Regions from separate parts of the Homo sapiens genome. Here regions 1, 2, 4, 5, 6 and 7 are each linked to region 3. The links are chromatin contacts, found by Hi-C or POLR2A ChIA-PET in ENCODE. All regions are on one chromosome and are shown on one strand. Each heading gives the region's core, a stretch centred on a gene start or an enhancer-like site at or near the end of the contact. The rest is flanking DNA. Distances are from core to core; before and after follow the strand shown. Region 1 holds the start of UBTF (upstream binding transcription factor). Region 2 holds the start of HDAC5 (histone deacetylase 5). Region 3 has its middle 28 kb from the start of LINC00910. Region 4 holds the start of RETREG3 (reticulophagy regulator family member 3). Region 5 holds the start of ATXN7L3 (ataxin 7 like 3). Region 6 holds the start of PSMC3IP (PSMC3 interacting protein). Region 7 holds the start of STAT3 (signal transducer and activator of transcription 3).

Region 1 (3,764 bases), core at 203-2,702, 860 kb after region 3:
CGTTCATCCTCCAGCTGTCCAGCCACCTCCTCGGTCGTGCTGGCCGGGCAACCCGGGGTCAAAGCCACCTCACCCTTTGGAAGACATACCAGTTCCCACTCAGGAAGGCTGAGAGGTGAACGACTAACGACTTTCTAACCGCCCAGAGTAGAAGGGGGCAGGTCCACACTCTGAGAGACTCAGCCATGACCTTATTAGACTTAAGGGGTCTATGGGAATGGGAGTGCGCCCCTCCTCTTCCTCGTGACCCCCTCCCCCAGCCCCTGCAGCCCGGCTCCGCGGCGCGCGCCCTCCCCTGGCCACGCGAGGGCCTGCTCCTAGCTCCCGCGTGCAGCGAGCGCCCGCCCTCCGCCCCGCTTCCCAACCCCAGCCAAAAAAAAAAAAAAAGAAAAAATCTCCTCCTCCTCGGAGCGCCCGCCCCGGGGAGGCCCCAGGCTGGAGGGCGGGGGAAGAGGAAGGGCGGGTAAAGGGCGCGCGCGGCCACGGAAGCGGGCACGCGCCCCAGTCTCCTCCTCCCGCCTCCCCCCGGCCGGTTCCCCCCGCCTCCGCAACCCGGCGGGGACCCGGACGCAGCGCAGCCGCCGCCAGCCCCGGAGCGGAGCGGCCGCACCGCCCCCGGGGACCGGATCCGGATTCCCGCCGCTCCCCCCTCCCGGGCTCCCTTCGCCGTCCCCGCCCGCACAGGCGGGCAAGCAGCCGGAGAGAAGCGGCCTAGCCTGCCCCCCGCCCCCGAGCCACCCACCCCGGCCAGAGGCGCCGCCACCGCCCAGCCACCCCGACGCGCACGGAGGAGCCCGGCACAGAGGCGCGACCGCGGCGGGAACCGCCGCCTCCTCCCCCGAGCCTGCGGCCCAGCCCCGCCGGCGCCCCCGCCCCGGCCTCCGGGGAGCCGAGCCAAGGAGAGGGCGGGAGGACGGCGGCCGGGAGGCGGGGGCGCAGCGCTCACCGGCCCCGCCGCCCCCTCCGGCGGCCGGGGAGAACTGCGCCTGCCGGCTCCGAGAAGCGCGGGCTCCTCCGCCAGCGGCCGGGGCTCGGCTCAGGCCTCGCTTCCTGCCTTCCCCTCCCCCGGCTCTCGGCGTCCTCCCAAGTGCCCTGGTCTGCTCGCGCCCGGTCGCCTGCTCGGTGGTCGCTTCGGGTCCCCGCTGGGCGCCCACCGCACCCCGCGGTTCGCTCCCGCCGTCCGGCCCCGACCCCAGCGCGCGTCCTCAGCCGCCTCGGTTACCCGGCGCAGCGCGGCCTCCGGGCTTCCCGCTCCAGCGGCTCCCTCCCTGGCTCTGAGTGGCGGCGCCCTCCCCCGCTCGGCCGGGCACAGCCGCAGCTCCCTCCCGCGGCGGCAGCGGCTCCTCCTCCGGGCGAGGCGGCGGCGCTGGGGCGGCGGCTGCTGCTGCTGTGGCGGCGGCGGCGGCGGCGGCGGCTGTGGCTGCTGCCTGCTGCTCCTCGCGGCGAAAAGCACAAAGCACAGCGCCCTCCGCCTGCAGGCAGCCCGCCCGCCGCCGGCCCCGGCCTCAGCTCGCACACCCCCCGCCGCCGCCGCAGCCTCAGCCGCCGGAGCGGGGAGGAGGAGGGAGAAGGGAGGAGGAGGAGCGGGAGGGGGGGCGGGAGAAGCGGGGCAGCGAGCGCGTCCTTCCCCGTAGAGCGCACACCGACCCCCGGGGAGCGAGCGCCAGCCCGCCCGCCTCGCCGGCTCCGCTCCCTCCCACAGCCTGCCCGGGCGGGCTCCGCGGGGGGCAGCTGGGAGGAGGGGCGGGAGCTGGGGGGACCCGGGCGGCCGAGGCGGAGGGAAGGAAGGAGGGGAGGGGGGTGGTGGTGGTGGTGCTGGCGGCGGCGGCGGCTGCTGCTGCTGCTGCTGCCGCCGCCGGGGAAGGGGGGGGGGGCCGGGGCAGGGAGACACGCAGCCGCCCGGATGGCGGCGGGGCTCGGAGCCTAGGCGGGCGGGCGGGCGCCGAGAGCGACCTCGCCAGACCCGCGGGGGAACTAGCAGGCTTCGCCGGCGAGGGAGGGCCGAGGTGCGGCCGCGGAGAGGGTGCCCGGAGGTGCCCCCGGCGTCCGGGGAGGCTCGGGGGGCGCCCACAGCCCTGCTCCGGAGCTCTCCCCCAAGTTCTCCCAGCTCAGACTAGGGCTTCCAGGCCAGCTCTCTCCCGCCTCCCGGAGCGAGCGGTCCGCGCCCACCCTCATCCCCCGGAGCGTGGCCGCTGGTTTGGGGCGCACGCACGCCGATCGCGGCGTCCAGCTTCGGTGCCTACCTCGCGGTCCTCTCCTTGCCGAACGGCACATACGAAACTTAAAAAAAAACCCGAAAACTAAAACCTCTGCATTAAAAAAAAAAAATCCCCGTTGCTCTTTACACCCCGGAAACGGCAAGGGAACGACGGGCTCCGGCGGAGGGGCCGCTGTGGGAGCCGGTTCAATCCAGCCCGGCATGGTTCTCCAGGCCTGCCCGGGCGCATGAAGATCGGCGCCGCCGCCACTCGTAGCAACCCCTCTCCCCCGAAATCCGCGGCTCCCGGGCTCACTTACCGAGCGTGTGGATGGGAGCGCAGGCCGGGGGCACCTGGGAGCACGGCGGGCCGAACAGTCGAGCCGCAGCTCCGCTGCAGCCGACGCCGGGGCAGCGAGTCGCCAGACAAAGCCCGAGATGGCGAAGCGGAGCGACGGCTAATGGCGAGCCCCACGCGCCGCGCTCCGCCCGCCCCGCTCCGCCCGCCCGCCCGCCCGCCTCGGCGCAGCGCAGCGCCGCTCCGAGCGCTTGCCCGTCAGAGCCGCCTCGGCGCCGCCGCCTCCCGGGCCACCCCGGCCTCGCCTGGCCCCTCCGCCTCCTCCGGGCGGCTCAGCCTCACCCCTTCCCTCCCACTGCTCTAGGGGTTGCACAAAAAAAATTTTTTTTTTTTAAAGAAAAATGGTTTTCGTCTTTTTTTTTTCTTTTTGCAGGGCGGGCATGTTGAGACTTTTGGATATTTCTGCCCCCAGCTCGCACTCACCTGCGGAGCCGCCGGGAGGGCTAGGGGTGGGGGCGCGCGGGGCTGGAGCCGGCGAGCGCGGGTTGAAAGCCAGCCAAGCTCTGCAGCGCCCGACCCGGGCGTGTACGCCGCCGCCAGTCCCCGCAGAGAAATCGTCCTCCTACCCCGCCTCCATCGCTCTGCGTTTCTCTTCCAATCAGCCGGTCGCTTGGTGGCTCCTCCATTCTCCGGCCAAGCCCAGCTGCCTAGAGCGAGCTCCACTCCTCCATCTGTTCGCCGGGGTCCTCGCTCCCCTGCCGGGGCCGGCGAGACGGCGTGAGGCCGGAGGGGGATTTGCAAGGAAACCTGCCTGCTTCCCGCTCCCATTGCTCCATCCCCGCTGCCTCCTGCCTCCTGCTTCTCTCCTGCGTCTTTCCAACTCTCCCCTGTCGCCACTGGTGTGTGTCTGAGTGTGTGCGCGGTTTTTTTTTTTTAATTGCTCTTTGCTTTTGCAACCCTGAAGCAAAAGGGGGGGGGGGTAGTTACAGGGAAAAAAAAAGCGAGAAAGAAGCTCTTAGATTTGCAACACATCGGAAAACCGGGGGAGCACCCCGCCTTATCCGATCTCCATGCTCCGCAAGGGCCTTCCGGGTTTTAGGACAAGCTTCTCAATGTCCCGTTTCGCTGGGTTTAGGATCCGAGGAGTCCGAGCAAAAAGTTCTCCCCCTGGGTCGTAGTGACGGGTGTCGGGGTGGGAGTTGCGGGGATTTTTCAAGAAGCAGCAGCTACCCCGGCGTCGGTCACTGGGCCGGGGTAGGGGAAAGAGCA
Region 2 (3,734 bases), core at 23-2,522, 760 kb after region 3:
CCTCCTTTTGTTCCCATAATCTGGCTCCATCCTCCCCTCCCAGTTGGACACTGAAACCAATCACCACCACCTCCCCAAGCTCCAAATCTAATCCCAGATCCCAAAAGCATGGTGGTCACTGACTGAGTGATGGGTCCCTTTTGCACCCTCCTAAAAGCAACTGCAGCTGTTACCTTTCCTCTTTAGGGACACACCTCATTTCAGAAGGGGTATCAGCCAGGGGTATCAAGTGGTCATCTCCTCTCCCAAAGGAAGCACCCAACCTCCCCACTTCAACAGCCCCCACCAAGCTCCCAGATTAATTACTTACACCCAGCCAGTTCTCATCTTCCCCAGGGCCCCAGGGAAGGGTGGGGTGGAGAAGCTGACTCCCCCCAAGTTAATAAGGCACTGGTAGTGCCCCCGCTTCCATGAGATACAGATCCAGGATGAAAAATGGGGGGCATCCACCCAAGACAAGAAGGGGTTGGGGGGGAGCTCCATTTCATCTCCTAGCTCTCGCATCCTGGCTCCAAGGTGTCAGACAGGAGAAGAGGGTGGCAACAAACGCAGTAACGCCTCACAGGAGACGGGGTGAGAATAATGGGAGAGAGAAGTAAGGTGGACTCCGCAGTCCCCCTCCTCATGCACGGAAGTCAAGGACATAAAATCAAGGATGCGTTCGTAGCTATGGGGAGAAGCGCTCTGGGTGGACAGCACCCCTCACCTCAGAGTACCAAGAAAGGGGTGTCCAGCGAAGAGGGGTCTGCACAGAATCCGGGTGCAGGGCTCAAATGGCTCTGCAACGCAACATGCGCCGCCAGGGAAGGGGCAAATCAGACAACCCCGGCCGGTCTCCGAGCCATTTGGGGGCGCAGGGCGCGAGAAGGCGGGCCCCTCCCTTACCTGTAGGGAAGGCGCCCCTGTCTGGGAGGGGCAGGGAGGGGCGCGCGCAGCAACCCCGATGTCCCGCTCACGGGCTGCCGATGCTCCCGGGGGGCGCCGGCTGGCTCCCAGGGCCGGGAGGAAGGAAGGGGGGCGCGGAGCGCGGCGCGCGCGCTGGGAGCCCGCGGACAGAGACAGCAGGAGGAGGGGGCGCCGCCTCGCGTCCCGGGGTCCGGGGAAGATGGGATCTGGGCCGGGGCGGCGCGCTCACCCGCTGCGGCTCGAGCTCCGGCTTCGCGGGCGGCGGCGGCAGCAGCGGCGGCGGCAGCGGCGGCAGCACCTCCTCGACGGCTCCTCCATCTTTGCGGCGGCTCCTCCGGCTCCGCTCGCCGCCGCCACCAACAACAACATTCGGAGACGTCACTCCCGTCACGTGACCCGACCCGGAGCTAAAAATAGACCCAGACCCCCCCCCCAGCCCCCCCCGCCTTCCCCTTGCCCGCAGCCACCACCAACCCCTCCCCTGCCTCTCGGCCCTCCCCGCCGGGCGGGGCCAGCGACGCCATCGTGACAGCTCCTTAAAGGGCCAGTGCCCAGCACAGGGTTCGGCCGAGACGGGGTGGAAGGGAAGGGATCGGAACCCAGCGAGCAGGAGTGGAAGGATCGCTGCAGGGGCCGAGTATGGATGCTGGGGCTCAACCTTTGGATTGTAAAAGTTTCCTCCTTGCGCTCCCCGGACTTTCTTTTCAAAACGTGGATGGTGCAATCGTCGCTTGCCTAAGCTGCTCCCCTAACACGCCCTCCCGCGGTCGGGGAGGGGACCTGGGGATAGATTCCCAGGGGCTGGGAGGGCCACCGCAGCCTCTGCAGCGGGGCCTGGCTGCGGGTGGATGGTTCGGACAAGTCTCGAACTCGCCAGCTCTGACCGCACACACTGCATCCGTGCCAGGGAAAGAAAAGCCTGGGAAAGGCCAGGGTATGGCTGTAACACTCCAAGGCCTTCAAAAGGGCAGACCAGCAGACCAGGAGCCGGAAAGACTTCCCTGACTTTGGTGCCATCCACGCTACATCTCCTCTTGGTACACAGTATGAACATGTTTAATTAGACCTAGACAATTTGTCAATGACCCAGCAATTCCACTAACAAAAATGTATTCCAAATAAATAAACGTTGTTATGTTAAAAAATGAACATGAGATTGTTTGTAATGATGTGAAAAGTTGAAAACAACCTAAATATCCATCGATAGGGAATTGGCAAGCAAAGCAGGAGACATTCATTCAGTAAAATATTATCCAGACATTAAAAGTTTTATAGGGGACCGGGCATGGTGGCTCACGCCTGTAATCCCCGCACTTTGGGAGGCGGAGGCAGGCGGATAACCTGAGGTCAAGAGTTTGAGACCAGCCTGGCCATTATGGTAAAACCCCGTCTCTACTAAAAATACAAAAAAATTAGCCGGGCGTGGTGGCAGGCGCCTGTAATCCCACCTACTCAGGAGGCTGAGGCAGTAGAATCCCTTGAACCTGAGAGGCGGAGGTTGCAGTGAGCCAAGATCGTGCCATTGCACTCCAGCCTGGGCAACAAGAGTGAAACTCTGCCTCAAAAAAAAAAGTTTTAAAGGGGCCAGGTGCATTGGCTCTTGCCTGTCATCAATCCTAGCACTTTGGAGGCCGAGGCGGGAGGATTGCTTGAGCCCAGTTCAAGACCAGCCTGGGTAACATGGCGAGACACTGTCTGTATTTTAAAAAAGAGGCCGGGCGTGGGCCGGGCATGGTGGCTCACGCCCGTAATCCCAGCACTTTGGGAGGTCGAGGCTGGTGGATCACGAGGTCAGGATGTCGAGACCACCCTGGCTAACACAGTGAAACCCGTCTCTACTAAAAATACAAAAAATTAGCCGGGCGTGGTGGTGGGCGCCTGTAGTCCCAGCTACTTGGGAGGCTGAGGCAGGAGAATGGAGTGAACCCGGGAGGCGGAGGTTGCAGTGAGCAGAGATCGCGCCACTGCACTCCAGCTTGGGGAACAAAGCGAGACTCCGTCTCAAAAAAACAAAAAACAAAAACAAAAGAAGAAGAAGAGGCCAGGCGCGGTGGCTCACGCCTGTAATCCCAGCACTTTGGGAGGGCGAGGCGGGCTGATCACAAGGTCAGGAGATCGAGACCATCCAGGCTAACACGGCGAAACCCTCTCTACTAAAAATACAAAAAAAAATTAGCCGGGTGTAGTGGCGGGCGCCTGTAGTCCCAGCTACTCGGGAGGCTGAGGCAGGAGAATGGCGTGAACCCTGGAGGCAGAGGTTGCAGTGAGCCGAGATCACGCCACTGCACTCCAGCCTGGGCAACAGTGTGAGACTCCGTCTCAAAAAAAATAAAAAAATAGCCGGGCGCAGTGGCTCATGCCTGTAATCCCAGCACTTTGGGAGGCCGAGGCGGGCGGATCACGAGGTCTGGAGTTCGAGACGAGCCTGACCAAAATGGTGAAACCCCGTCTTTACTAAAAATTCAAAAATTAGGCGGGCGTGGTGGTGCACTTCTGTAATCCCAGCTTCTCAGGAGGCTGAGACGAAACAATCACTTGAAACCGAGAGGCGGAGGTTGCAGCGAGCCGAGATCGGGCTATTGCACTCCAGCCTGGGCGGGTGACAGAGCGAGATTCCGTCTCAAAAAAAAAAATAAAAATAGGCTGGGCGCGGTGGCTCACGCCTGTAATCCCAGCACTTTGGGAGGTCGAGGTGGGCGGATCACAAGGTCAGGAGATCGAGACCATCCTGGCTAACATGGTGAAACCCCGTCTCTACTAAAAATACAAAAAAAATTAGCCGGGCGTGGTGGCGGACCCCTGTAGTCCCAGCTACTCGGGAGGCTGAG
Region 3 (3,365 bases), core at 1-2,500:
CAAACAAAACAGCAAGGAGAAAAGTCCCCTGATTTCCATCCTAGTGCTTCTCAATCACACTCAGCACAGCAGCAACAAAACACAACCACATCTATCGAATCTTACTGCTCATAGCTGTTAAATATCAAATCTCAATCAGCAATTTTAGAGCCGGATCCTCCAATGCTTTTGGTTCCCAGTGTTTCACAAGCAAACGGACAGAAATCGGGAGGGACATAGGAGAAGAATCAGTTAAAATCCCTAAGACCAGTTAAATGAAGTCTCCTGAAAATGACACTGAAACGGAGACAGCAACCAAGACAAGGAGGACGAGGCAGACTAATACAAAGAGCATAGCCTGCGGTGTCAAACCTGTTTTTTAGCCGAGAGGGGCTTTACTGGGAGGGGCCTCTAACCCTCCTCGGTCGGGCCTCTAACCCGAGGTCGGTCAAGTGTCCTTGCCTTTTATTAAGAGGGGCCTCTAACCCACTCTCTTTTAGGAAAGACTCTAACTCCATTAAGTTGGGCCTCTAACCCAATCCCATTCTTTACCCGGGCACTCCACCACTTACCCAAAGTCAGTCTACTGACTACTGCAGTGCTGCAGTCTACTTCCTTTGGGTTGGGGGAGTTTCTTCAGTATCGTCCCTTCCATCATTCGCCAGAAATATGTTATAGGACCCCAACACTTCCCCAAAGCACTATAGTCCCATCTGTGGTGGCCAGAAATACGTCACAGGAAAAGGGCCCCGATCCAGACCCAAAGAGAGGGTTCTTGGGTCTCGCGCAAGAAATAACTCAGGGCAAGTCCGCGGTGCAAAATAAAAGCAAGTTTATTAAGAAAGTAAAGTGGTGAAAGAACAGCTACTCCACAGACAGAGAAGGGCGTTCCTGAAACTAAGAGAAGGAACGTATCCACCCTAGGTACAATGCTTGTACACATGGGGAGAGGTGTTCTGTTACAAGGGTTTGTGATAATTAACTTTAATTATTACATTTTGCAAGAATCCCTATTACTACCTTTAAAGCAAAATTAGGAACGCCTTTGTTCTCCAGATATCCAGCTATCTGGACACTCGGGTCTCTTCAGTAAACATTAATTTGTTCCCTTAACCGTAAGTATCTGAAAGCTAGGAATATCCTTCTGAGAATGCAGGCCCGTAAGTCCCGGCCTCATTTTTCTAGCCCTCACTCAAAATGGGGTCGCTTCAGGTTCCAACGTCTCTGACAGTCATACTACATATGACTCAGCCACGTCAATGGAAAAAGTAGACTGGATAGTGACGTACCCGCAGAAAACGAATGCAACAATCTGTCATACAGATCTGACGGCAGTCAGATTCTGCAGTGAAGTAGAGGCGGTAAACTTGAATGCAACGATCTTCATACCGCATCCCACAAAGCCACGTAAATCCAAAAGCAGTCCGACTCTCGATAGTGAAACACATGCGGTAAACTTGAATGGAAAGATGTTTATACTGCCTCGGATAGAGACACGTAAATGAAAAAGCAGTCCCACTTGGGATAGTGAAGTATGGGCGCTCAACTTAAATAGGACCGTCCGCATATCGTATGTGAGTGAAGCAAGTAATAGCAAAGGGCAGTCAGATTACGGAGACCGATGGCGACTGAAGTGAGTGCAGTAACCTTTAACTCAATGATCGTCACGCCGCAACCAAGTGAAACCGAAAGCAACTAAGCGCTCGAAAGCACGCCCGGCCAGCTCAAAAACTACGGCGCTGATGGACCCCAGTGATCCGACGTAAAGGTGCAAACGTAAAGCGCACACGGCCAATTTAAAAGCAGCGGCGCTGATAGGCCCGGACGAACCGACGTGAACGCGTAGAAGTAAGGTACGCGCGATGAGCTTAAATACGCGAGTACTAAGAGACCGTGAAACCCGGATTTAAGCGTGTAAACGCAACACACAACCTAGGAGGTCAGTAACAACGGTCCCAACTGATGCAAATGGCCCAATGCAAACACGTTGACAATCTCCCGTTAGCGACAGTAACAGACGCTAAGCGCCCAATGCGAACAAAACTCCCGCTTCGAAAACTACACCTCGGAATCCTTCCAGCGATCAAGGGCCAGCAACACCACAAGCCTTCCACTGTATCAACACCGTTTTCAAAACGAAAATGTTAACGATCGGCCACTGTACTCCTTCTCCCACACATCCTAACCTCAGGGTGACAGATAGCACCCTGAATAACTCTCTCTCCTACGTTGAGATTGTGTATCTTTATCCAAATCTGAACACCTGCGTAAGTAATATTGTTACTATTTTGGAGGATATTCACTTTCCTTTTTTGCTCCCATAACTCCCGAGAGAAGCAGCCATTTTAAATTTGCATGCCCCGCCGTGCCCTGCCTGCCAACCACTGAACAGAAAAGCGCCTGTAAATCACTGGAATCTTGGGAAAGCTCCTTCGGCTTCATTGCCCTTCAGGAGGAAAAACCCACAACGGAAAAGACACGAAGAGCTCTAGGAGGCTCTTCTTTCCTCCTCCTCCCCCTCCCCTTCCCCTCCCCTCTCCCTCCGCCTCCCTTCCCCTCCGCATCCCCTCCCCCTCCCTTCCCCCTCCCCCTCCCCATCTCGTCCTGACCTAGCTGGCATCCAACATTACTTTAAACTTTTTTTCACACATACGTTGAAAGAATTGTTTGGTGAACACCCGTATGCCCATCACCTAAAGTCATCTTGCTGTACTTGCTTTATTACATGTGTTACAGACGTCTAATTACATTTTTTTTTTCTTTTTTTTGAGAGGGAGTCTCGCTCTGCCGCCCAGGCTGGAGTGCGGTGGCGCGATCTCGGCTCACTGCAAGCTCCGCCTCCCGGGTTCACGCCATTCTCCTGCCTCAGCCTCCCGAGGAGCTGGGACTACAGGCGCCCCCACTACGCCCAGCTAATTTTTTGTATTTTTTAGTAGAGACGGGGTTTCACCGTGTTAGTCAGGATGGTCTCGATCTCCTGACCTCATGATCCCCCGCCTGGGCCTCCCAAAGTGCTGGGATTACAGGCTTGAGCCACCGCGCCCGGCAATTACATATTTTGTATAGCTGCACACATGGAGACAGGTACTCAGGTCTCGTCCCTCTAGCCATTTCTCAACTGTCTGGTCCGGCAAGGGCAAGTTTTCGAGGAGGCCAGGGTGCAGCCCTCAGGGGAGCACATGCTCTGACTGGTTGCAGGGCTGGGCGGAGCCTTGGGAAAGGGGCCCCTGTAAGAGTTAAAGAAAGAGGATATAAACACGAAAAGAGTTTGGCTCTTGTTGCCCAGGCTGGAGTGCAATGGAGCGATCTCGGCTCACCACAAAGTCCGCTTGCCAGGTTCAAGTGGTTCTCCTGCTTCAGCCTCCCAAGTAGCTGGGATTACAGGA
Region 4 (3,928 bases), core at 1,003-3,502, 750 kb before region 3:
TGACTGGATAAAACACTCTTCAGTGAGGTGCTATAGTGAAGATTTCTACAGAGAGCAATGGGAATCAGTACCTAGGGGTCAAGGAAGAAGCACTTGGCTGGGCACGGTGGCTCATGCCTATAATCCCAGCACTCTGGGAGCCCAAGGCAGGAGGATCACCAGAGCCTAGGAGTTCGAGACCAGCCTGGGCAATATAGTGAGACCCTGTCTCCACAAAAAATTTAAAAAATTAGCCAAGCATGATGATGTGCACCTCTGGTCCCAGCTATTGTGGAGGCTGAGGTGGGAAGATTGCTTGAGCCCAGGAAGTGGAAGTTGCAATGAGCCGAGATCATACCACTGCACTCCAGCCTGGGTGATAGAGCAAGACCTTGTCTCAAAAAAAAAAAAAAAAAAAAAAAGGCCAGGCGCAGTGGCTCACGCCTGTAATCCCAGCACTTTGGGAGGCCGAGGCAGGCAGATCACCTGACCTCGGGAGTTCGAGACCAGCCTGACCAACATGGAGAAACCCCATCTCTACTAAAAAAATACAAAATTAGCCGGTTGTGGTGGTTCATGCCTGTAATCCCAGCTACTTGGGGGGCTGAGGCAGGAGAAATGCTTGAATCTGGGAGGCGGAGGTTGCAGTGAGCCGAGATCACGCCATTGCACTCCAGCCTGGGCAATAAGAGTGAAACTCTGTCTTAAAAAAAAAAAAAAGGGAAAAAGCACTACCAAAAATAAATGAAGAACGTGGTAGGAAAAGTTTACCATCGAGTTTGCTAAAGGCTCTGGAAGCCACAAATGCCAGAGACTACTGTGACACCTTTAACTGGGTCTCTTTCAAACTGGGAGAGGATTAGCTTAATAGCTGAACACTGTTTTCGGGTCAATGAACTTGGAATTATTTGTTCTGCTTCAGCTCACTGAAAATCTTTCAGATAAAGGATAATAAATGTTTTGATTTTAAAACAAATTTTAAGGGGAAAGCTATTTTTAGCAAAAACACAATTAAAAAACACACATATTTTGTTGTTTCAGGCTTATCCAGAATAGTCTTAATCCATTCAGCAGCAGAAAGCCCCCTATAAGTCAGTTCCCTTGGAACCTCCTCCATTACAAATAAATCCAAAATTATGGTTGGTAGATCCTATGAAGTCCTAGGTCCACTTCAGGTGATGACAACTGAGAGAAGCAGCAGTTCCATTTTCACAGAGCATGACACACACAAATAAAGCATATTTACAGTGCTACTTTTCCAGCTCAGGAAAACTCACACACAGTATTAGACATCAATTTCCTTGCCTATAAACCATGGCTAAGGATGCCTCTCTAATTCCTTGGAACAGGGAGGAGTTACAATCACAGGTGGCTTTGACACGCGTGTAATCTCCGTCATCATTTCCTAACTGTTCTTTAAAAGCTTGTAATTTTCTTTCAATTTTCAGCTTTGGGGGCTCACACTGACGCTTAGACTTCATAAACTTCCTTCCTAGATATATAACATGCTAATTCATGCGAATCGCTCAAGCTTGTTTTATAATCACACCTATGGATACCTTTGCAAGACTTCACGCCTCTACTCCAACAATAAACTACTAAAACCTCTGGAAACAATCTAGAACTTGCACTTGAGCAGACAAGAGAAAGGAAGTGATGGCTTTAAAGGGACGCAGCTTTGTCGGGCTCAAAAGAGGAGCCCTCGCTCACTCTTGAGCGGCTCAAGATGTTACCAGAAGCTCCCGCCAGATGTGCGGGGCGGGGGTGCGGGCACAGGTAAGGCAGAGAAGATGGGTGGACGGCCCTGGGAAGAACTAGGGTGCCGAAGCCTGCAGGCGGGATGGAGTGGAAGGAGGTGAGGCAAAATTAGGCAAGTACAGGAAGGAGCCAGTGCAGCGAAGAAAACAGGGCAGGCGAGAAGTAGAGCCCTAGAGGAACCAACGAATTCGGGACTCGGAGGGTTTCCGAGGGTCCAGTTCTCTCACCAGAAAGCCGCGTTCAGCCCCAGGCACCACAGAGCGCTCCTAGCTGGCCGCTCCCACACCAGGGCTGCCTGCACCCGACTCAGCAGAGGCTCGTAAGGCCCCAGCACCTCCACCAGGGCCCGCTGCGCCGCCTCAACCTGCTGGTCCCGCTCCCAGGAGCCTGACACATCTCGGCGGCCCCTGAAAGTCGACCCCGAAGCCGGGCCTGGGGTCGTGGGAACCCCTTCGGCCTCAGCCATCTCCCCGCGGCAGCCACAACATCCGGGGCCGTGGCCCGACAAGTCACAATAACAGCAACTGCGCAGATGCGCGATTCGGCGGGGGAGGTGGCTTCGCACCACAGCGCGCTTGCGCGCAGGCCCAAGCAGGCGCCCACCCAGAGGGGAGGGAGGACGCCGTACCCCGCCCTCACTGAGGCGCGGAGCCGGATCCGGAGGCGCCGAGCCGCATCCGGAGCCGCGCACGCGCAATCTGCATGAACGAAGGCCAGTGCTTAAAGACGTGCCATTCATTGCCAGAACTCGATTCTCATTGGAGCGGAGGAAGTTCGTGGGTGGAGCTGGTTGTTTGGCGCCTGCGTCTTGCGGCGAGCGGGCTGGCGTGCGGCGCCGTTGCGGGCGGGAGCGGCTGCAACGCCGGTGCCTGAGGAGCGATGCCGAGGGAAATCATCACCCTACAGTTGGGCCAGTGCGGCAATCAGAGTGAGCGAAACTCCGGCCCCTCAGCTAGCCAGGTTCCTTAGGGTCAATGGGATCTCGCTGTGGGATCCTGGACTCCATCTGTCCTTGCCAGAATCGTAGTTCTCTGAAAGGCGAGACATCCCTGACCCAGTGTCCACTTGCCCAACCCCGAGGGGCCCTCCCCTGCCCAGTCCCTGGCGTACAGTCCTTTCCTCAGACACGGGAGAGTCCTGCGGCTTGACTTCTTATCCCTGGACGCAGGCGCCCAGTCCCCCGGCTCCTGATTGGAACCTGCCCGGACCTAGATATCTTCTTTCTCCCCTGCCCGCCCCTTCCCCCCAGTTGGGTTCGAGTTCTGGAAACAGCTGTGCGCCGAGCATGGTATCAGCCCCGAGGGCATCGTGGAGGAGTTCGCCACCGAGGGCACTGACCGCAAGGACGTCTTTTTCTACCAGGTGCCCCCAGCGACTTGGCCGGGGGCGGCAGTTGCCCAAGGGGGCGGAAGGGAAGGGAGTGGCCTGGTACTGGGAACCCCGCTGGGCAGTAGGGCCAGGCGGCTGGCTTGAGGAGGGAGGGCCGGAGGGAGCCAGAGTTGGGAGGACTTCGGACTTGGGCCGCCCTAGCTGATTGGGCCCCCTCCTGGACTCCCCTTGACAGGCAGACGATGAGCACTACATCCCCCGGGCCGTGCTGCTGGACTTGGAACCCCGGGTGATCCACTCCATCCTCAACTCCCCCTATGCCAAGCTCTACAACCCAGAGAACATCTACCTGTCGGAACATGGAGGAGGAGCTGGCAACAACTGGGCCAGCGGATTCTCCCAGGTCGTTTCCTATTCCCTGGCAGGGCCCACAACTCGCTGGGTAGGGACAGGCTCTATGACGTCCCGAAGAGAGGGAAAACCGGATCAGGGATGTATGAATGCTGGAGGGAGAGACCTGGCTGCAGGGAGTGGACTATGTAATATTGTCAAGCGCCTACACTAGCTAATGCAGTGTGCCAGGTCATTCTAAGTGCTTTACATATATTAATTTTTCTAAATCTCCCAACAACCCTAGAAGTAAGTACTACAGGTCCACAGTCCCTTATCTGCCTTTCCAGGATCCAGAAAGCCATGAAACCAAAGGACATTTCATAACTAGTTTATCAGCAAAAACAAATTTCAATGAAGACAGGCTGTTTTATAGTTTCTTTTTTTTAATTTTTATTTATTTATTTTTTTTGAGACGGAGTCTCACTCTGTCGCCCAGGCTGGAGTGCAGTGGCACGCTCTCAGCTCACTG
Region 5 (3,829 bases), core at 37-2,536, 840 kb after region 3:
GAAGTAGAAATGGCCCTAGGACCCTACAACCTTCACCCCACTCTGTCTTCCCTTGAAATCAGCCTGCCACTCCACGAGGGGAGCAGAGCCCACAGGAGCCTAGAGCTAAGGGACATTTCTAGCCACCATGAGCAGGAACGGCGGGGGGTGGGGGGGAAGAGCCTGGTAGGGTGGCACGCCAGGAGCGGGCACTCCCCTTACCTGTTCTTCCTTTAAATAACCACCCGCCCTCCCTCAGGACCAGCCCGGAAGTCTCTCCAAGAGCCCCAAAGTCCAGGAACCCCCACCCAAGGATTCAGACACAGAACCCACAACCCAGGGCCCCTCGGAACGGTGGGTACGAGTTTCAGGAGCTGCCGGCCTAGAGTGGGGTGGGGACTGACGAATGAGCCGGGGGCACTGGGAAGGGTAGGAGGCCGGGCCTCGGCTCTTCCCCCGTCCCTGCGGCACTGCTGCTGCATCATACCGACTGGGGGGAGGACAGCCGAGCCGCCGGGGCCGGCGCCGGGCCGGGACAGACCGACCCCCAGAGAGTGGGACGCGTCCCAGCCCCTCTCCTTCCCCGCCCGCCAGCAGCCCCGGCCGGCCGGGGAGAGGAGTCCGGGAGGGTGTCTCTATTGTCCCGGGGGCTGGGGCCTGGCTCCCTAACAAAGGCCCCGCGCCCCCTCCCCGGCCGGCCCTGCCCCGCCCAAGGGGGACCCAGACGGGGGAGAGCCAGGGGCCCCGGCCCGGCCGGGAAGCTGGGGGAAGCCGGGCGTTTCCGCGTCGGCCCGGGGGGAGGGGAAGGGGCGCTGACCCAGACCTGGGGGGAGGGGGCCCAAGCCCCGCCTTGGGCCCCGCCCCCCGCCCCCCACAGGCCCCTCCCCCGTCCCCGTCCCCGTCTCCGTCCCGTACTCACCCCGCCCGGGGGGCCGCGCCGGGGCCCGGCAGCCTCTCAGGGCCGCGTCCTCCGGCGGCGGCGACGGCGGCGGCTGCTCCGGAGCCCCATGTCCGTCGGTCCGTCCTCGCCTCTCCCCGGGGCCCAGGGCCCGGGGCCGGGGGGTCGGGCCGCCCCCCCGCCTGGCCGCCTCACCGGGCGGCCATGGCCCCTTCCCCTCCCTTCTTGTCCCGTCGCCGCCTCCTCCTCCTCACCTCACCCCGCCCGCGCGCAGTCCGCGCGCCGTCCGCGCGCCCCTCCCCCCGCCCCCCACTCCAGCCCGCCTCTCCCGGGCGGGGGGTGCGGCGCGAGCCCGGAGCGCGCGCGCGTGTGCCGCGACCGGAGGATGGATGGATGGAGCGAGCGTGAACGCGAGCGTGCGCGCGCGCGCCCCTCTCCCCCTCCCTCTGCGCGGGCGCGAGGCCAAGCGCGAGCGCGCTCCAACCTCCTCCTCTTCCTCCTCCCGCCCCTCCCCAACACCCCGCCCTCCCCCTCCCTTCCTCTTCCTTCTTTCGCTTTCGCGCGCCCAGCGACTGCTCGCGCCTGCTAGAAGGGCCCGAGCGCGTGCATCTGCCCCGCGGCCGCAGCTCGGCAGCATTTGCTCCAGGGGGCGGGGACCGGGAGGGGAGGAGGGGCGCCACGCCGCCGTCCAAAGTACCGGCGGACGGGGACGGGGGCGGAGAGATGGGCGGGGCCTTCGCGGACCTCCCCGACCAATCGCAGGGAGGCCTCGGCCCGGGAGGACCAATAAGATGGGGGTGGGTGGGGCGGCGTTCAAGGTGAGGTGCGCGGTGCGCTGGGGGCGGAGACGTTTTGCCGTCCCGGCCGGCTCGGGGGCGGGGGCAGCGGGTGGCGTCGAAAGAGAGCGCCGGCTGCCAGCCGAGCCTGGGACGCCTTCCGGCCCAGGCTCCCCCGCCCTTCCCTCGGGGCTCCCCGCTCTCTCCCCCGCCACCCTCCGCTCCCCCCTTTACCCCGAGGCGTGCAGCCACTTCTGTGAAGAGGCCAGACTTGAAGTGGGGCGCAGTTAGGACCTCGGGGCGGAAAGCCTGTGGAGCCTAAGGGGCTCGCCCGCGCCTCAGTTCTCCCGGTTTCTGGGCGGGTCTCAGCCCACTCCAGGCTTGCGGACCAACAAGCGGCCGAGATGAGGGTCCGCTGCTGAGGTCGGAGGCCGAGCTGCGCCCTTCTGCGCGGAGCGCCCTCCCCGCCCCTCGTCCTAATTTAGATCCCACACCTGCTCGCCTTTCCTGCTTCCGGAACCCACGCTGGACCCCCACCCCTCCAGACAGCCTCCTTGTCACTGGCCAGATCCTTCCCCCGACCCAGTGCTGTTCCCCTGGGTGCAGCGTGTCCCTGTGCTCACGCTCTCAGTCCCTCTTTACCTTAGGAAGGGACAGGCCTTTTCCCAGCCGCGGTGGATGGCTGGATTGGCGCTTTCATCTCGGTTACTCTGTGTGTGGTGTCCTGGAACGGTTGTGTGACAGCCCTCTCCCCTCAAGAGATAAGATTAAAAAGGAGGATAGTCTGTAATCACATACTTGGAGCCATCTTTGGTTTTTAGTTTTCAGCAAATACTTATTTTTTTCTCACCGATTTCTCCCGAGAAACAGCAAACATTTATTGAGGCGATATTCCAGAGTAGTTCAGATCAGGCGTCTGATTTGAATTTAAATCGTTGGGCCTAGCAAATGAGTTTCCTGTGCCTCAGTTTCCTCTGTTGTCAGTGGGCATAATGATAGTCCTATCTCCTTGCGTTGCTGTAGTGATTAACAAGTCAGTGCATGTGAAACTCTTAGCTCTGTGTAAGTGCTTGGTAAATCTTAGCTGTTATTCTCACGGTGCTCCAGGTGCTGGGATAAAAGATGATATAAGACAGTTGTGCTTCTTCAAGAAGTTCACTGTCTTGTGGATAGATAGGTAGGATAATAATTGCAAAACAGTGTGAGGAAAACAACAGAGAGAAAACAGAGGTAGACAAAAGGAGACATCAAATGATGTAAGAGAGTTGGTCAAGAAAGGCTTCTTGGGCAGGGTGCGGTGGCCCAGGCCTGTAATCCCAGCACTTTGGGAGGCCAGGAGTTCGAGACCAGCCTGCAAAAATGCAAAAATTAGCTGGGCGTGGTGGCGGGCTCCTGTAATCCCAGGAGCTACTCGGGAGGCTTAGGCAATAGTAGTAATCCAGCTACTCGGGAGGCTTGGGCAGGAGAATCGCTTGAACCCGGGAGGCGGAGGTTGCAGTGAGCTGAGATTGCGCCACTGCACTCCAGCCTGGGCAACTGAGCGAGACTCCGTCTCAAAACAAAACAAAAAAGAAGAAAAAGAAAAACTTCTTATAGAGGGAGATGAACCAGGTGAAGGTAGGCCAAGAAGGCATTGGACATCCCCAACTGGAAGCTTCAGAAGCATGGATCAAGCTGGAACAGAGGAGTGGGTGGCAGAGCAGCAGGAGGTGAGCAGGCTGGATAATACAGGACAAAGCAAAGTAGGTGTTGAAAAGTTTGTGGGCTTTAGCCTGTAAGCTGTGAGGAGTCCTCAAGGGGAATCATTCACCAGACTTATATTTTTAGTGGATCATGCTGGAGTATGGTCTGGAGAATAATTTAGAAGCAGTAGGTTTTTTGTTTTGTTTTGTTTTGTTTTTTTAGACAGCATTTTGCTCTGTCACTCAGGTGCAATCTCAGCTCACGGCAACTTCTGCGTCCCGGGTTCAAGTGATTCTCATGCCTCAGCCTCCTGAATAGCTGGGATTACTGGCGCACGCCACCACGCTCGGCTAATTTTAGTTTTGTATTTTTAGTACAGACAGGGTTGCACCATGTTGGCCAGGCTGGTCTCGAACTTCTGACCTCAGGAGATCCGCCTGCCTCAGCCTCCCAAATGCTGGGATTACAGGCATAAACCACTGGGCCTGGCAAA
Region 6 (4,182 bases), core at 1,180-3,679, 780 kb before region 3:
GTTTTTGAAAACAAAATTTTATTGAAACAGCCCCACCCGTTCATTTACATAGTCTACAGCTGCTTCTGTTCTACAGTGGCAGAGGTGAGTAGTTGTGGCAGTTGTACAGCCAGCCATGACAAGAGATACATATGGCCCACAAATCCTAAAAATACTGTCTGGCCATTTGCAGAAAAAGTTTGCCAAACCCTCCTTTAGAGAATTATCTTTAGATGAGTAACACAATGCAGCCTGTTTTAGGAAAGTCAGCCTTAAAAGTGGTTTGGTTCAGTTTAACGAGTAATATCTGCTGGATGTTAGATACTGCGGAGGTGCTGATCAGATAAAAATGAATTGAGAAATGGGGTCTGCCCTAGAGGAACTTCAGTTGAATAAAGGAGACAAGTAAAAATTGTAATACAGCATGCCTCAAAAGAGGTAAGGGCCAGGCTGGGCACAGTGGCTCATGCCTGTAATCCCAGCACTTTGGGAGGCCGAGGCGGGTGGATCACGAGGTCAGGAGATCAAGACCATCCTGGCTAACACGATGAAACCCCATCTCTACTAAAAATACCAAAAAAAAAAAAAAAAAAAAATTAGGCTTCGTGGCGGGTGCCTGTAGTCCCAGCTACTCTGGGAGGCTGAGGCGGGGGAATGGCGTGAACCCAGGAGGTGGAGCTTATAGTGAGCCGAGATTGTGCCACTGCACTCCAGCCTGGGTGACAGAGCGAGACTCCGTCTCAACAACAACAACAACAACAATAACAAAAAGAGATAAGGGCCTGAAAAAGAAACAATTAGCTCGGAGCATTCAAGGAAGATTTCTGGAAAAGGTGATGTCTAAGTGAAATCCTCAAGGAAAGAAAGAGCTGGCCAGGAAGAGAAGCAGGTACAGGGAAGACAACATGCAAAGGACAGAGCAGTAAAACACACCAGAATTATCTAGTGTTCGTGGATAGAAAAATAATGAGGATTGGTGAGGCCAGAGGCTGGCTGGGGCGTCTTCCGGTGCCTTTTACATGTTTTTTGCAGCACTAGAGAGCCATTGAAGAGTTTTAAATAGGGAAGGTGCATGACCAGATCTATTTAGACAGATCATTCTGACTGCAATGTTTAAGAGTTTAAGATATGTTTGAAGAGCCAAGATCTGTTAGGAGGATACTGCAACAAATAAAGAGGGCGTGAACTAGAGCAACCATGGCAGATGGAAAGGAGAGTGGATTCAAGAATGGAAAAATTAGCCAGGCTCTGTGGTTCACGCCTGTCCTCCCAGCACTTTGGGAGGCCAAGACAGGAGGATCACTTGAGCCCAGGAGTTGGGACCAACCTGGGCAGCACAGTAAGACCCATCTCTATAAAAATTAAAAAAATAAATAAAAACGGAAAAATCAGCTGGACTTGATGGTTGACTAGTAAAGGAAGTCAAGAATTGCTCCCAATTTCTGGTTTGGGTGAAGAGTAATTCCATTAGGGGAGGAGAATGTTAGAAAGAAACCAGTCCGGGGTGGGGGGAAGATGAGGCATTCTACTGTGGCAATTTTGACTCTGATATTAATGCCTGACAGATTCCAGCTGGAGGTCTGGGCTGGAGAATATAAATTTGATATGTGTGTTTAGAGAATCGGATGGAGGCAGGAGGAACATCATTTGGCAGAGGGTGTTGCTAATGTAGATGATAAGGAATAAGAGCTTTGGAGCGGAAATGGATCTTGGTAGCAACAATACAGAATCTTCTGTCATCCATCATATTGTAAATCTGGAAACCTCGTGAAGTTGGGATCCTAACAAGAGGAGTACACACCTTGATTTAAGGATGGTGGCCTAAGACAGGTGAGTTTTCCATGGGGGGCCTTGTCCCCAAAGAGTTCACACCAGGAGTAGATTCACCCGTTGTCGGGCTCTCATGGGTGACAATCGGCGCAAGTTCTCCTCACCTGATCCGCAAAATAGATCTTCTGCTTGCCGTACATCTTCTCTTTGATCTTGCCTTGTTGCGCCAGCTGCTCCAGCGTCTTCACCACCACCTGGCAGAGGAGAGAGAAGGAGCAATCAGAGGAGTCTGAGCCTGGGTCTGGGGAAATCCAGCCAGTGATGTGGAAAACGCCCAAGGCTCCAAAGGGCACGACCCCAGCCTGAATCCAGGGAGTCCGACGGAGAGGGAATCCCGGGAGAAGGTCCTCACCGCCTTGCCCAGTCCGTGTTCCCGCTGTAGGTTCCCGAACACATCCTGGGAGCTGTAGGGCCGGTTCTGCTCCTGCAGGTACCTCAGGAGGATCCCGGCGGCTACGGAGAGAAAGGCAGGGGAGGGGGCCACTCAACCGACCTCCTCACCCACTGCCCTCCCGGGTCTTCCCCGCGCCCACGGCGCCGTTACCTCCCGCCGCAGCTTCTGCCCGGCCTTTACTCATCGCCTTTCCCGCCACCCAACTCAGAAAGCCGGACGTTGTAGTTGCTCGGGGCGACGGCTCCTTCCGGCGACGGGGGCGGGCCTCGAACGGTGATTGGCTGAAGGGGAAGCCTTCCGGAGGAGCAAAGCGACCCCTCCCGGACTCCATAGTTCATTTCAGGTCGGAACTTGCGCATTCGGGCCGGACCTCAAGCCATGGGCCTCTGCGAAGGCGCCGGCGTGCCCACGGCTAAGAAACTTCCTCTTTCTGCTCCCGGGAACGAAGGCTGTAGCAGAGAAGGCCTTCAAGTTTCGAGACCCAGTTCCAGCCGCAGCTGAGCACTGGTGACCTTGAATTAAGTCTAATGTTGGGATTGGAAGACGCTTCAGACATCCGCTGCCGCCCTGGGCAAGCGACCAGCTCAAGGTTACCCCACAGGGACGTGCTCTGGTCCCACGGTCCAGTGCTCTTTTGTCGGTTAGTTTTGTCATTTGTAAAATAGGAACAGTAGATAGTGGTAGGAAAGTGGTTGTGAAAACTTAATAGAAAGCTAAGCGCCTTGGTCGGGCGCAGTGGCATGTCACCCCTGCAATTCTATCACTTTGGGAGGCTGAGGCGGGCGGATCGTTTGAGCCCAGGAATTCGAAACCAGTCTGGGCAATATGAAACCCCATCTCTGCAAATAAAGTACAAAAAATTAAGAGTGGTGGCGCGCTTCTGTGGTCCCAGCTACTCTGGAGGCTGAGGTGGGAGGGTCACCAGAGCCCCGGACATCGAGGCTGCAGTGAGCCACTATGAGCGCGCCACTGCACCCCATCCTGGCGACAGAGCGAGACGCAGTCTCGAACAAAAAAAAAAAAAGTGGGAAGGGGGGACAGCTAAGCGCCTTGGAGAGCAACCACCCTTATTTGCCTAATACCGAGCTTCGCACCCAGGGGGCACTCGACACCTACTGTAGTTTGGACGCCAAGGAACGATAGGGTTAGGAGGGGGCTACTGTTCAACCACAAAGCTTGTGGAAAAGTTTGTTAGCCCAGACAATCTCAGGGCAACACCTGGCAGGTGCTTTCCACCCCTGACCACAGTGGCCAATGGGACAGAGCCTGAAATAAATATTTCTAGTTTCTGAGGTGAGCTGAAGGCCAAAGAGCAGCTGTCCCTGCAGCTCAGACCATCCAGTGAAGGAGTAAGGTGCTACTTTTTAAAGCCTTCTGCTACCTACAACCTCCTTAGCCTTTAAAACGTGTGCTTGTCTCTGCACGTTTAGGAGACAATATTAAGAATTAGAAATGAAAGGGCCGAGCGCGGTGGCTCACGCCTGCAATCCCAGCACTTTGGGAGGCCAGGGCGGGCGGATCACGAGGTCAGGAGATCGAGACCATCCTGGCTAACACTGTGAAACCCCATCTCTACTAAAAATACAAAAAATTAGCCAGGCGTGCTGGTGGGCGCCTGTAGTCCAAGCTACTCAGGAGGCTGAGGCAGGAGAATGGCGTGAACCCGGGAGGCGGAGCTTGCAGTGAGAGATCGCACCACTGCACTCCAGCCTGGGCGACAGACCAAGACTCCGTCTCAGGAAAAAAAAAGAAATTAGAAATGAAGGAAATACAGGCTAAATACTAGCCAAGAGTGCCAGTTATACTGATGGTGGGGCTCTCACAAGAAGGAAAGTAGCCTCATACTATGGTGATGTTCTGGCCATCACGAAGTAAAAATAGGGGTGGGCTGGTGGGTCCCTCATACCTGGGCTTCCTCTTTTAAGGCTATCACTTCAAATTAATCAGAACTCAGATTTACAAGAGAAGACCTATCAAGG
Region 7 (3,868 bases), core at 1,132-3,631, 970 kb before region 3:
CACAAGGTCAGGAGTTCAAGACCAGCCTGGCCAATATGGTAAAACCCCGGTCTCTACTAAAAATACAAAAATTAGCTGGGCGTGGTGGCGCACGCCTGTAGTCCCAGCTACTTGGGAGGCTGAGGCAGGAGAATCGCTTGAACCCAGGAGGCAGAGGTTGCAGTGAGCCAAGATTGCGCCACTGCACTCTAGCCTGGGCAACAGAGCAAGACTCTGACTCAAAAAAAAAAAAAAAAAGAATTTCACTGATACTTTTCACAAAATATACAGAAGGAGGCACAAATTCCACCACTATGGCACTCTGCTGCGTTGGCCAAGTGTCTTGATCCTTTGGCCTCAATTTTCTTATCTACGATATTAGGGTAATTGTTATGTGAACTACCCACCTCACAAGTCCTTTGTGGGTTAATTCATAACTGTGCTGTGGGTATTTCTTTTTCTTTCCTTTCTTCCTCCTTTCCTTTCTTTCTTTCTTAAAGATGGGTTCTCATTATGGTGCTTAGACTAGACTCTAGACCCAATTCCTGGCCTCTCACCATGTTGCCCAGACCAGACTCAACTCCTGGACTCAAGGAATCCTCCCACCTCAGCCTTCAATTAGCTGGGATCAGAGGTGTGCACCACCATGCCTGGCACTGTGGATATTTCTAAGTGATTATTCTTCTCAAATGAACTACATAAAAAACAAAAGATTCATGAATTTACTAATGGTTCTTTGTGATGGATGTGCTAATATAGAGACTAAAATCAAGGCTCCAACCTCTAAAACATTTTTTTTTAAATTCCAGACTTGTTTCCCCATCCCACTGTGCAAACTGAACAAAAACTGGGCTAGCACTCCTGTCTGGAACATGTAATAAGGAAATAAATGTGCTGACTCAGAGAACACAGACATATTTAATATAAAATAAGATAGAAAACTGGCTGAACCAAGTCATAACACAGTCTAAATCCACATATAAAAGATTGAGATGATTTTCTGCTTTGCTTTATTCAAGCCCAATGCTTTATCAGCACAGCCAGCCAAAAATTTACAACCCATACACAGACTATGTAAACCTTTAGTTGCACATACAGTAAGACCAGCAGGTACACACTATACACATTTTTAATTAAAAAAATGACTAACCACTGATTTTGTCACCACACTTAACAACGACCTGATATGGCACAGAGTGATGTGTACCAAACATGGAAATACCAACTTGGGCGACGGTTTGAATCTTGTTAACTTCAGTGCAACCACACCCCCCAAATGCATGTAAAGTTTGCACACATGGTTTTTTCAAGGCCAGCCTGTCTTTGTTTCCCTCTCCTCTGCATTTACCCAAGATCTTGGCTCTGAGACAGAAAACTCCCACTCTCAATTGGTTCATTCCGTCCTATGCAATTAAGCAACACCACAATCCAGTAAATGCAATGGCTCAATTATTTATCTTCTGGCCGACTTTACCAGGTATTTGGAAAAGGACAATGTCAAGAGGTTTATTTCTCTCTCTAGAGCTGGCTTGACGGGTTGATGGGGATTTTATTTTGTCTTTTTTTCTCTTTTTTACAAGGCGGGGACGTGGGGGGAGCATAATTTAACCTAGAAAAAGATGCGAGGGAATTTAGAAAGAGTACCGGTCTGTCAATTTCCCTACAGGAAACTTGATTCTTATGCAATAAAGCCTACCCACGACCAGCCAGCCCGTAAGGCTGCAGGCGACAGACACACCTATTCCTGCCTCCAAAAGGGCACAGCTGTCTCCTGAAGGAGCGGGAACAGGGCAAGCGGAGGAAGTGGCTCAGCGGGAGCCGCCGACCGGGCGGGGAGGAGGCGCTTTCCGACCCCCCACTCGCGCCGGTGATCCCCGTCGGCGTGACAGTCGCTCCGGTGGCCGGAACGTCCCCAGGGCCCCAGGGAGCAGGAAATCGGGGGACTGTCCCTCACTCCTGCCGCCGCAACCGAGTGCGCCCTCGCCCCACGGTGCCCCCTCGAGCGCGTTCTGTTTCTCCGAAGAACGAAACTTCCCTCCAGCGCCCCGAGTCCCTTCCGAGGCCCGCTCCTGTCATCCCGAAGAGTCTTCCCTCAGGGCGACCCTCCGCGTCTCTTCATCTCTCCCGGCCCCACTGCAGCGTCCATCACAACATCCCCAAGGTCCCAGAGGCCCCCTGCCGCTGCGGAGCCCCCGGGTCCCCAGGCCTCCCCAACGGCCCCACCCTGCACCCCCTTCACCTGTTTCTCCGGCAGAGGCCGAGAGGCCGGGGCTGCGCGTGTGCCGGGGACGGGCGGCGAGGCTCCCTCAGGCCGAAGGGCCTCTCCGAGCCGAGGGGGAGAGACAGCGCCAAGCCGGGGTGCCTGTCCAGGATCCGGTTGGGGCTTGTTCCCTCGGCTGCGACGTCGGAACCCCCGGCTCCCCCTCCCAGTCTGCGCCGCCGCAGCTCCGGAAACCGCTGAATTACAGCCCCTTCAGCCAATCCTCGCCCAGCCCCAGCCTGGCCGAGGCACGCCGTCATGCATAATTCATGAAAGGCCAGCTCGTTCGGCCACCCAGAGGTCCCAGTGCGTGTGCGGTACAGCCGAAGCCCCGCCCACTGACCAATGAGGAGAGCAGCTAGGAGAAAGGGCGGAGCCAAGAGGAGACTGATACGCCCCTGTGCTGGCTGTTCCGACAGTTCGGTGCTCCTCCCTCCGCCACAGCGAGGGAAGAGCCGAGGACTTGGGCACAGAAGCCCGGGGGGAGGGAGGGAAGATGACCGGAATGTCCTGCTGAAAACTCAGCTGAGTTCCTGGCAGTGCGTGACGTCAAGGCACTTTAAATGCCCCTGATACAGCTCCCTCCTGCCCGCTCTCCCTTTTCCCGGCCCTTGGCACCACGTGGTGGCGAGGTTGAGAGCCTCTTACCACGCGGGAATCAGCTAGTTAGATAGTCCCCAGGTATCTCCAGATCCTCTGGGGACCCAACTCCTGAATTGGGTTCTGGGGACAACAAAAAGAACATGGGTGACTCCGCCTGCTTTGAACTTCAGTTTCTGCGTGAGCAGGGACACACACACCCGGAAACATGACGTGGAAATAGAGTAATTACTAGAGTGCGTGGGGAGAGGGTAGTGGATTTAACCCCGTACTCCGTTCCATCACTTCAAGCATCAAACGCCGACCAGCTAGCCCATTGGCCCGTACAGGCGAATGCAGAAGACGGTGTATACGAAAGCTGATAACGTGTAGGGCTTGACATTTTTATGCGTCTGAATTGAAATACATGAAATGTTCTGCCTTTTTCTTTTCCACCTTGCCTACTTGGTATGCAAGTTTTACTGAATTGAAGCCAGTGGTTGATAGGAAATGTAGACATTTTGCCTTTCATAATAGAGGATGAACTTTGCATAATGGAGTGATTTCTGTGTATGTGCTGATACTATCAGGGTTTTTAATTTTTATTTTTTTGGGTCTTTAAAAATATGTTATTAATATTTGTGTTTGTTTAATACGAACAGGTATAAAGACAAAAATCTAAAAAGGACCCATTATCTCACTGCTCAGCTAACCCCTGACATATTTTTTTTCAATGAACCTAATACATGTTCCTGTTTAGAAAATGCAGACCGTTCAGAAAGGTCAAAAATATTAAATGAAAATCTTTCCCTACCCCCATCATTCCTTCTCCCCAAGGATAGCTGTTCTTATTAATTTCTAGTGAGAAAAATCAATGACTCTTAACCTTTGAAGGCAGTCACAGATCCTTCTGAGTGTTTGAAGGAGACTAGATTCTAGCCCCAGAAACAATACAAGGTTTTACTCACATGGTTCCCCAGATACCTGAAGCCTGTCTAAGTCTACAGATTCAGACCGCTCGTACCACCTCATATCCAATGAGGGACAGAG

The links. Hi-C counts contacts between places; a loop is a spot of excess contacts on that map. ChIA-PET counts read pairs that join two places held with the same protein, here RNA polymerase II (POLR2A). Pooled maps may share reads with other maps.
Region 1: a map of naive thymus-derived CD4-positive, alpha-beta T cell shows a loop between it and region 3 (8-fold over the local background). The contact joins the promoter of UBTF here to the enhancer-like site in region 3. A Hi-C loop is called at or near these places in 1 of 168 maps with a recorded cell type or tissue (naive thymus-derived CD4-positive, alpha-beta T cell), 1 of 37 single-sample maps with no recorded cell type and 5 of 50 pooled maps. POLR2A ChIA-PET finds 5 or more read pairs at or near these places in 5 of 52 experiments (CD4-positive, alpha-beta T cell, CD4-positive, alpha-beta memory T cell, Caco-2 and 2 more).
Region 2: a loop to region 3 is called in a pooled map, with 5 times the contacts of the local background. The contact joins the promoter of HDAC5 here to the enhancer-like site in region 3. A Hi-C loop is called at or near these places in 7 of 50 pooled maps. POLR2A ChIA-PET finds 5 or more read pairs at or near these places in 3 of 52 experiments (AG04450, CD4-positive, alpha-beta memory T cell and activated CD4-positive, alpha-beta T cell).
Region 4: a loop to region 3 is called in a pooled map, with 8 times the contacts of the local background. The contact joins the promoter of RETREG3 here to the enhancer-like site in region 3. A Hi-C loop is called at or near these places in 7 of 50 pooled maps. POLR2A ChIA-PET finds 5 or more read pairs at or near these places in 7 of 52 experiments (CD4-positive, alpha-beta T cell, CD4-positive, alpha-beta memory T cell, PC-9 and 4 more).
Region 5: a loop to region 3 is called in a pooled map, with 6 times the contacts of the local background. The contact joins the promoter of ATXN7L3 here to the enhancer-like site in region 3. A Hi-C loop is called at or near these places in 1 of 168 maps with a recorded cell type or tissue (naive thymus-derived CD4-positive, alpha-beta T cell), 1 of 37 single-sample maps with no recorded cell type and 6 of 50 pooled maps. POLR2A ChIA-PET finds 5 or more read pairs at or near these places in 3 of 52 experiments (CD8-positive, alpha-beta memory T cell, Caco-2 and activated CD4-positive, alpha-beta T cell).
Region 6: a loop to region 3 is called in a pooled map, with 5 times the contacts of the local background. The contact joins the promoter of PSMC3IP here to the enhancer-like site in region 3. A Hi-C loop is called at or near these places in 5 of 50 pooled maps. POLR2A ChIA-PET finds 5 or more read pairs at or near these places in 3 of 52 experiments (CD4-positive, alpha-beta T cell, OCI-LY7 and activated CD4-positive, alpha-beta T cell).
Region 7: a map of B cell shows a loop between it and region 3 (8-fold over the local background). The contact joins the promoter of STAT3 here to the enhancer-like site in region 3. A Hi-C loop is called at or near these places in 2 of 168 maps with a recorded cell type or tissue (B cell and naive thymus-derived CD4-positive, alpha-beta T cell) and 7 of 50 pooled maps. POLR2A ChIA-PET finds 5 or more read pairs at or near these places in 10 of 52 experiments (CD4-positive, alpha-beta T cell, CD4-positive, alpha-beta memory T cell, CD8-positive, alpha-beta T cell and 7 more).

Annotation. Positions count from the first base shown.
Region 1 is chr17:44,218,223-44,221,986 of GRCh38, forward strand. It overlaps UBTF (upstream binding transcription factor), which reads right to left and starts at 1,453. Exons shown (of 21, transcript NM_014233.4): 1 at 1,223-1,453; 2 at 1-74. The coding sequence starts at 7. The region is part of intron 1 of ATXN7L3-AS1 (ATXN7L3 antisense RNA 1); the gene reads left to right. RefSeq lists silencers at 180-349, 400-1,419, 1,179-1,343, 1,470-2,159, 2,670-2,889 and an enhancer at 3,604-3,764.
Region 2 is chr17:44,122,369-44,126,102 of GRCh38, forward strand. It overlaps HDAC5 (histone deacetylase 5), which reads right to left and starts at 1,273. Exons shown (of 27, transcript NM_005474.5): 1 at 1,136-1,273. RefSeq lists silencers at 965-1,104, 1,155-1,254, 1,325-1,384 and enhancers at 1,475-1,634, 2,781-3,280.
Region 3 is chr17:43,359,246-43,362,610 of GRCh38, forward strand. No RefSeq gene overlaps it. Among named protein-coding and RNA genes, the nearest start is that of LINC00910, 28 kb to the right of the region's middle. RefSeq lists enhancers at 798-1,493, 1,539-1,718 and silencers at 1,969-2,028, 2,479-2,578. Within about 2 kb of position 1,251, at least 38 of the 41 ENCODE cell types and tissues checked have a DNase peak (open chromatin) inside an H3K27ac peak, as active enhancers do; they include B cell, CD4-positive, alpha-beta T cell, CD8-positive, alpha-beta T cell and 3 more, where a contact is called at or near this core.
Region 4 is chr17:42,607,122-42,611,049 of GRCh38, forward strand. It overlaps RETREG3 (reticulophagy regulator family member 3), which reads right to left and starts at 2,253. Exons shown (of 9, transcript NM_178126.4): 1 at 1,965-2,253. The coding sequence starts at 2,203. TUBG1 (tubulin gamma 1) reads left to right here and starts at 2,562. Exons shown (of 11, transcript NM_001070.5): 1 at 2,562-2,665; 2 at 2,987-3,099; 3 at 3,302-3,469. The coding sequence starts at 2,617. RefSeq lists an enhancer at 2,135-2,244.
Region 5 is chr17:44,198,598-44,202,426 of GRCh38, forward strand. It overlaps ATXN7L3 (ataxin 7 like 3), which reads right to left and starts at 1,287. Exons shown (of 13, transcript NM_001382309.1): 1 at 899-1,287. ATXN7L3-AS1 (ATXN7L3 antisense RNA 1) reads left to right here and starts at 243. Exons shown (of 2, transcript NR_184071.1): 1 at 243-333. RefSeq lists enhancers at 1-104, 309-864, 1,590-2,128, 2,129-2,666 and silencers at 426-1,035, 1,136-1,935.
Region 6 is chr17:42,575,300-42,579,481 of GRCh38, forward strand. PSMC3IP (PSMC3 interacting protein) reads right to left here and starts at 2,430. Exons shown (of 8, transcript NM_016556.4): 1 at 2,354-2,430; 2 at 2,162-2,262; 3 at 1,914-2,003. The coding sequence starts at 2,387. RefSeq lists a silencer at 2,342-2,391 and an enhancer at 2,692-2,781.
Region 7 is chr17:42,386,061-42,389,928 of GRCh38, forward strand. STAT3 (signal transducer and activator of transcription 3) reads right to left here and starts at 2,382. Exons shown (of 24, transcript NM_139276.3): 1 at 2,219-2,382. RefSeq lists silencers at 1,723-1,802, 2,033-2,312 and an enhancer at 2,833-3,102.